Linked DNA regions of Homo sapiens: region 2 is linked to region 1. A link is a contact called in ENCODE Hi-C or POLR2A ChIA-PET data. All regions are on one chromosome and are shown on one strand. The core of a region is the stretch at or near the end of the contact, and the rest is flanking DNA. Distances in the headings are between cores, read along the strand shown.

Region 1 (3,639 bases), core at 492-2,991:
TCAGGGCAGAGAACTTTCCAAAGTGAAGCACACCCTCCTTGCAGCTTCAACAGAGTCCTCCAGGGACAAGTGGCAAAGCCATCAGCATGGAATAAGTTCCAGAAGTTCCTGAATGTGCATTGCCCCCACACTGAACGGTCCCCCAGGGCTGGGCTTCTAGAACGCAGGCGTGAGATTTTATACCAATCCTTCCGCCTCCCTCCTCCCTGCTGTGTCTGGGCGTGCCTGGGCCGATCCCTCGCCCCCTTCCTCATCTGTTAGGAAACGTCATCGGCTCGGCTGGGGGGCCTGGGTGCAAGTGAGCGCGAGGCTGGGAGCAGTGGGCTCCCAGGTGCCCTGCTCCTCCACTTCCGCCTCCCTCCTCTGGATGCGGGAGGCCACAGACAACGCAGTTCTGAAGAGTCCAGGTGCTAGGCTGCCCGCGGAATACCGGATTCCCAAGCCATTTTGATAAGCAAAGCCATCCCCACCCCACCATGGGGCTCTGCCATGATCCGTCCAGAGAGAAACTCCGGGTGACCAGGGACCCTGGTCACGGGGCTTCTGGAATCCGGATCTCTAGGCAGGAAGGAAATGCCCACAGCTTGGTCCCCTGCCCCGCACTCAAATGACAGTAGCTTGGCGATGGGGGTGGTGCTGGGGCCTGGCATGATGCCAGGCTAAGGGCTCCCCTGGGAGAGGGCTGCAAAGGGCCCCCAGCCGCCCCCCAGGTCTGCCTGGGCTCAGCCGCTTCCAGCCTCCCTGCCTGAGGCCCACGGTGCTTCCTGGCCGCCGGGCCTCCCTCCCCCGGGGGCTACAGGCAGCCTGGTCTCCCACGGCCACACACGGCACCCTGTGTACATCCCACAGCCTGACCGCCAAGCAGGGGGTCATTACCGGCCACAGAGGGCTGGCGGCGGCCCAGGCCATTCACCCACTGGAAGCCTGGCAGTGGGATTCCCCAGTCGGGGGTGAGTGGGCGAGGAGTCTCTGCCTGCCTGCACCCAATGTGCTCAGGCACCCGCTCTGATCTCAGAGCCTGGGGGTCATCTGGGGAGGGGTCTCTGCTGGGACACAGCACCAGGCCGCCAACAGTGATGGTGGAGAGGCCCTCCACTGGCCAAGGGGGCTCACGGAGTGGGGAGAGGCAGCTCCATGAAACCCAGGGGCCTTAGTGACACCAGAAGGGAAGGCCAGAATCGGGAGGGGGGCCGTGGACCCTCACTGGGGGTTGGAGGGTATTTAGACCTTTGAGGAGGAGGCCATGACCCTGGAAGAAAGGGTCCTAGGACTCAGAAGGGACCCTCGAGAAGGAAGGAGGCCGGTACCTGCGAGGAGGAGGTGGCCGTGACCCTGGAGGGGGGGATGAGGGGTCTTTAGGCCCTCGGGGATGGGGGCCGTGACCCTGGGAGAGGAGGGGGCCGTGACCTGGGGTCCCTGACCCCGCGACCCCGAGAGGCCCATGTCACCTGCTGGTAGTCGGTGTCCTCGGGCCGGAACTGGCTGCTAGTGGCCTCCCAGCTCAGGTCGAAGTGGGGCAGCCGGTGCAGGAGGCTCACCCACCAGGGCGCCGCGTAGCTGACCCCGGCCATGGCGGGGCCCGGCCGCCTCCGGATGCGCGCGGCCTGCGCGGGGCTCCCTTGCTGGCCCGGGGCGCGGGCTTCAGGGACCCGTCGACCCCCGCCTGGCCGCCCGCATCATCCGCGCGCTCCTGGGCCCGGCCCGGCCCGGCTCGGCCCGGCTCGGCTGCGCTCGGCTCCGCTCGGCCGCCCGCGCCCGCCGCCTCTTTGTTCGCCGCCGCCGCCGCCGCCCCCTCCGCACCCCCGCCCGTCCGCCCGCCGGCCCCGCCCCCGAGCCTCCATTGGCCCGCCTCCCGCCAGCCCAGCCCCCGCGCGCCCCGCCCTCTGTCCCGCCTCTTACCCACCATTGGTCTATCCCCCGCCGATCCCGCCCCACAGCGTGCCCCGCCCACTCGCTCCTGAACCTCTATTGGTCCTTTTACCTGATGGTTTTGCCCCTCCACTCGCATCCCCGCCCATTACCCAATGGCCCCGCCCCTCCACGTGTCCCCGCCCTTCGGCCCCGCCTCTGTACCGTCATTAGTCCGCCGGCAGAAGCTCCGCCTACTTCCTCGCCTTCTTGGAGGGACGCCTGGCCCCTAAGGCGCTGGAAGACCGACCCTCAGCGCTGTAAGACCCGGGCCAGCCAGTCTTTCCACGTGGCCGTGGGGGCTGGAACCCTGGCTGCATATGCAGCTGCGCTTCATTCCATGAATTCGCTCTTCGTTTGGATCTTTGCATGTTTCTTATTTGACTCGAGGGTCCGGCCTGGTGGGCTGGGCTGGTCTTGGCCTCCCCATTGCACACACAACAGCCCACAGCCCGCAGCGCCCAGCAAGGCACCGAGTGGCCTATCTGTACAATGGACATGATCTGGATTCAGGGCCTGGCTGGGGCACCTAGAGCTGTGTGATCTGGGGCAAGTTACTTAACCACTCTGTGCATCGGTGTCCTTGTCTGTAAAAGGGGATGATAAAGCTACGAGTGTTGGCAGGGCGTGGTGGTGGTTCATGCCTGTAATCCCAGCACTTTGGGAGGCCGAGGCAGGCGGATCACCTGAGGTCAGGAGTTCGAGACCAGCCTGGCCAAAATGGTGAAACCCCGTCTCTACTAAAAATACAAAAATTAGCCAGGCGTGGTGGCGGGCGCCTGTAATCCCAGTTACTCTGGAAGCTGAGGGAGGAGAATTGCTTGGACCTGCGAGATGGAGGTTGCGGTGAGTGGAGATTGCGCCACTGCACTCCAACCTGGGCAACAGAGTGAGACTCCATCTCAAAAATAAAAAAAATTTTTTTTAAAAAGGTACGAGTGTTAAGTGGATCCGCAGGTAGATTCAGTCCCCATCCGGCCTTCCCTCTGGGGAAGGTTGAGTCTTTTGTCAAGACCTAAGATGAAGACGGTGCCCTGTTCTGGTGTCCTGGGGCCTAAAAATTCAGGCACCTGCCAGAGAGGGCCCATCATGGGCTTTGGAGCCACACAGCCAAATTTCCTAACAGGGCCTCCCCATGCCTGTGCCTCCTCCTTTGCTAAAGGGGAGATGGGAGCTGCCAGAGCCAGGAGGATGGACATAGTGCGTGCTTGGGCCCAGGTGCACGCCTCCCTCCGCACTCTAGGGCAGTGGGTGCATCCTGGCTCTGCTTCATCACCTGGGGCCTTATTCCTGGACCTCCTGTGTACTGAGAAACAGGTTTCCACACCCGGGCTCCACCATCTGCTGTGCCCGACTTGGCCAGCTCTGTGGGCAGGCAGGCCGTTCCTGGCAGGAAGAGCTCTTTGCAGGCAGGGACGGTTCCGGGCAGTGTCTTCCCAGGAGGCCTGGACTTTGGCTCATTGACTGCCCTGACTCGCCTGTTTTCCTGTGATAGGGCACCGGGCAAGAGGGACTAGCTGAGCTGCGGTTTCCACCCGCTGGATAACTTGGAGACACCACCCAGCTGGGAAATAACAGCCAGGCAGAAGGGGGGAGGTCGCATTCTCCATCCCTAAAGGCCGAAGAGCCAGAAATTTGGGGTGGGGTGGGGATACTGGCTCAGGTTCCTCTCTCTCCAATGCCAAGGATGGTGGGAGCTCCAGGCAGAATGAAGCCCCCCCCAACCCCCTA
Region 2 (3,639 bases), core at 588-3,087, 1.2 Mb after region 1:
AAACGTCACAAATGCTGCCTCCCAGCTCACTGGTGCCAGAGGGGGGCCGCGCAGGATGGGCCACGGGGTGACCAGTGAGATGGCTTTTTAAGTGTGCAGTGGTAAAAGTTCACGATAAAAGTGAAACCCAGGCCACCTCCCACACCACTCCTTTTAAGGGAGCTGGGCCCTAACGCCTGTCCACCCCTGTGTCCCCCATCCCCCACTAATTCCCCCCGCCCACTGCCCCGCTGCTTCTGCTTCTTGATCTCTCCCTTCTTTTCCAGCTCTTCCGGTTCTCCTAACCGTTGCCCTGGGAGTCAAGAAAACCCGGTGCCAGGACCGGCTCCGGCTGTGCTGGCACGATATCCCCTGACATCCGCAGGTCAGGGACTGTGGCGGAGCAGCGGTTAGGGCCAGCCACATTCCCAGGCCACAAGGGCTCCCTGCCTAGCAGCTGCTTGCATGCCCCTGGTGACGGGGAGCTCACCACCTACACACAGGCCTCACTGACACTTAGGCAGCTGGCCATGAACACTACGGTGTCTCACCAGGGACCAGCCTCAGAAAAGATCTGGAACAGCACCATTGGCTGGGGTTGGAAGACCTCAGTTTCTCCTCCTCCCAAGGGGCACAGAGAAGCTGCCCTGACTCCCTGCCAGGGGCTACTGCGGGAAAACACCTTCCTTCCTGCAGGCCCTGCCCAGACAAGCCCTGGCCCCACAGCCAGGAGGGTAGGCCCCCCTCACATGGCTGGTGTCAGTGATTCCGCCCTCGTCCAGCCCCCGTGGCCACAGACAAGGTTCCCCAAGGATAACGGGGCCAGGGGCCAGTCTGGGATAATTTAGGGCCCCAGCAGAGGGACTTTCCTTATTTCTTCTGTCACAGCTCAAAGTGGAAAATTGGAACTACCCTGCAAGTCAGCCTGAGGAATCTCCTGCCCCAGGAACAGATCCTGCCCACAGGCCCCCAGAAGAAAAGCACAGGCCAGCTGTGCAACTCCGGCTCCACGGCCCCCTTCCTGGCCTCAGTTTCTCCTCTGGCAATGCCCAGGCCTCACCTCTGCCTTGCCTGGAACCCCCGCTGGCATGTAGCGGCCTGGAAAGAGAAACCAGATGCGGACGTCCTTTGAAACCCTGAAACACAAGGCGCCTCCTGCTCCCCGGGAGGCCGGGCTGCCGAGGGCTGAGGCCCTAGACAGGGCAGGGTGTTCGAGCCTCAGTGTCCCCGTTTGTCAACGGCCTTTCCTGCCTCTTCTCCATGGCGGTGGGGTGAGATGGTGGTGGGAGGTGGGGCGGCGAAAAAGAAAATTCCAGGTCTCCGCAGGGGTCCAGAATGGCAGGACCCCCAAGCAGACCGCGCCCCTTCACCGGTTGGGGGTCTCGGCCCTCAGCGGCGGGGCGGGGCCTGGGGAGGGGCCAGGCGGCGTGGGGCGGGGCCTGTCGGGCGGGACCTGACAGCGTGGGGGCGGGACTTACCAGGAGGCGGGACGTGCCTAGGGCGCGAGCCCGTACTGGGGCCGGGCGGCGTGGGGCGGGGCCTCTCGGGAGGCAAAACCTGGAGGCTGGGGGCGGGGCCTGTCCGGAGTCGGGGCCTGCCTGGAGCGGGAGCCTGTGCCGGGGCCAGGAGGCGTGGGAACGGGGCCTATCAGGAGGCAGGACCCGGCGGCTGGGGGCGGGGCCTGTCGGGAGGTGGGGCCTGCCTGGGCGGGAGCCTATGCCGGGGCTGGGAGGTGTGAGGACGGGGCCTATCCGGAGGCAGGACTTGGCGGCTGGGGGCGGGGCCTACAAGGAGGCGGGGCCGGCGGGGGCGGGGCCGGGCTCGGCTTCTCTTAGGGACCCGGCACTCGTCGCCCTCAGTCCGGCTCAGCTGGGGCTGGGCGCCGTGGGTCTGGCGGTTCCGTAGCGGTCCCAGCGTCTGTCCCGCCGGCCGGGCGGTCGCGGCACAGCCGCGGGAAGGTGTCGGAGGGCGGTTCCGCCGCGCGGCGGGCGCGCCGCCCACATGGCGGCCATCAGGGCGCTGCAACAGTGGTGCCGGCAGCAGTGCGAGGGCTACCGCGACGTGAATATCTGCAACATGACCACGTCGTTCCGCGACGGCCTGGCTTTCTGCGCCATCCTGCACCGCCACCGGCCCGACCTCATGTAAGTCCTGCCTGGCGCCCTTTGATTCTTCTGCTGTTCGGCTGCGCGCTGACACGGGCGGGGAAACTGAGGCCCGGGCGGCTGGGGGATGGGGAGCCGAGGCGTGGGACTGGGCAGGCACAGCCCACCGTGCAGCCCCCCGAGGCTGTCCTCAGTGGCCTCAGTGTGCCCGGACACCGAATGCAGCTGGGCCAGAGCCATGGCATCCCCCGCCCGCCGGCTGAGTCAGACGTGACTCAGGGCGGCTCCTGGGCCCTGGCTTCAGTCCAGTCCCCCTCTGTGTCCCTGGGAAAGGCCAGCAGAGCTGCCTCTTTGGGCCCTCCGAGGCTCTCACTGCCCAGGGGCCTGGCCACCAGATGGGGTCCCTGGATAGCCCTCGTATGGGCACTGACCCTCCCCCAGCCTGTTCAGGCCCCTGGGGGGATGTGGCCAGGGCCACTGTGGGGGAGCGGCCAGTGCAGGGCAGGAAGCCCCCAGACCCCAGGTGCTGCTGCCAGCCGGGCCTCTGAGGCCCCGGGTGATAGGGCCCGAGATGGAGAACAGCCCCCATCTCTGGGAGCAGCAGGAGGTGGCAGGGGTTGAGGACTAGGCTGTCTCTCCCCAGGAGGGTCTTGGCGTGTGTAGCTGGGCAGCTGGCCCTGCCCGTTGCTGAATCTTGGCCCGAGCCTGGACCTGCTCCATTGTTTATTCACTCAGCAAACGCTCTTTGGCTAAATGACTGGGACCAGGCTTGCTGGGACAGAGATCTGTGTGTCGGGGCTGGGGGCCAGACGCTCAGGAAGGGGGGCCCTCAACGGCCACCTGCAGCCCAGGCACCTTCTGGGCAAAGCGTTCTCCTGAGTGTGTTTTTGGTGGGAAGGTCTCGGGGTTGGGAGGAGCCACAGGCAGCACCTGGGGCCTCTGTCAGGCCGCAGCTGTGCAGACCAGAGAACCGAGGCTAAGAGGAGGGGTCCTTGCTCAGGTCACACAGCCCCAGCCCGTTGCGCAGATCCGGGGCTCCTCCCCTGTGCCCCTGGACACTGTCCTGCCAGTCCCACTCTCTGCAGGAAGCTGGGGTCTTGAGCAACAGCCTCGGCCCCTGCTCTGAGGTTGTGACATGCATTCGTGGAGCCACCAGGGGCTTCCATTTGGCGTTTGGGCAGCAGCCGCTCTCCCTCGCCAGGAACGTGCCTCTGTTGCCCTTGCAGGCAGAAGATGCTGGGCACAAGGTGCGTGCTTCCACATGGAAAGCCTGACGCTGAGCTTTGAAGGAGAGGGCCAGGGACCTGGAGACTGGGAGAAGGACCCGGAATGGGGAGGAAGGCAGGCGAGACCCCACCCCCGGGGCTGCAGGGTCCTGGATGAGGCTGGCTGGTGGCTGAGCCCAGGCATCCAAGCTGGGGCCAGCCCGAAAAGCCTCTGGGGTGGGGAGAGGCGTTGCCACCGGCTGCTGGCCACCAGCTTCATGGATCACTGGTGTCGCCGGAGATTTGGGGCCCTCTGGTCCTGGGGAGCTTCTCTGTACTCCCTGCCGGCT

What was found. Hi-C counts contacts between places; a loop is a spot of excess contacts on that map. ChIA-PET counts read pairs that join two places held with the same protein, here RNA polymerase II (POLR2A). Pooled maps may share reads with other maps.
Region 2: a loop to region 1 is called in a map of CD4-positive, alpha-beta T cell, with 5 times the contacts of the local background. The contact joins the promoter of MICALL2 here to the promoter of TTYH3 in region 1. A Hi-C loop is called at or near these places in 1 of 168 maps with a recorded cell type or tissue (CD4-positive, alpha-beta T cell), 2 of 37 single-sample maps with no recorded cell type and 10 of 50 pooled maps. POLR2A ChIA-PET finds 5 or more read pairs at or near these places in 1 of 52 experiments (PC-9).

What each region holds. Positions count from the first base shown.
Region 1 is chr7:2,630,088-2,633,726 of GRCh38, reverse strand. It overlaps TTYH3 (tweety family member 3), which reads right to left and starts at 1,741. Exons shown (of 14, transcript NM_025250.3): 1 at 1,449-1,741. The coding sequence starts at 1,571. RefSeq lists enhancers at 231-340, 120-852, 1,585-2,316 and a silencer at 1,391-1,800.
Region 2 is chr7:1,457,668-1,461,306 of GRCh38, reverse strand. It overlaps MICALL2 (MICAL like 2), which reads left to right and starts at 1,837. Exons shown (of 17, transcript NM_182924.4): 1 at 1,837-2,123. The coding sequence starts at 1,981. MICALL2-DT (MICALL2 divergent transcript) reads right to left here and starts at 1,388. Exons shown (of 2, transcript XR_001745046.2): 1 at 1,040-1,388. RefSeq lists enhancers at 80-374, 1-462, 463-1,014, 2,438-3,160, 3,161-3,639 and a silencer at 1,345-2,064.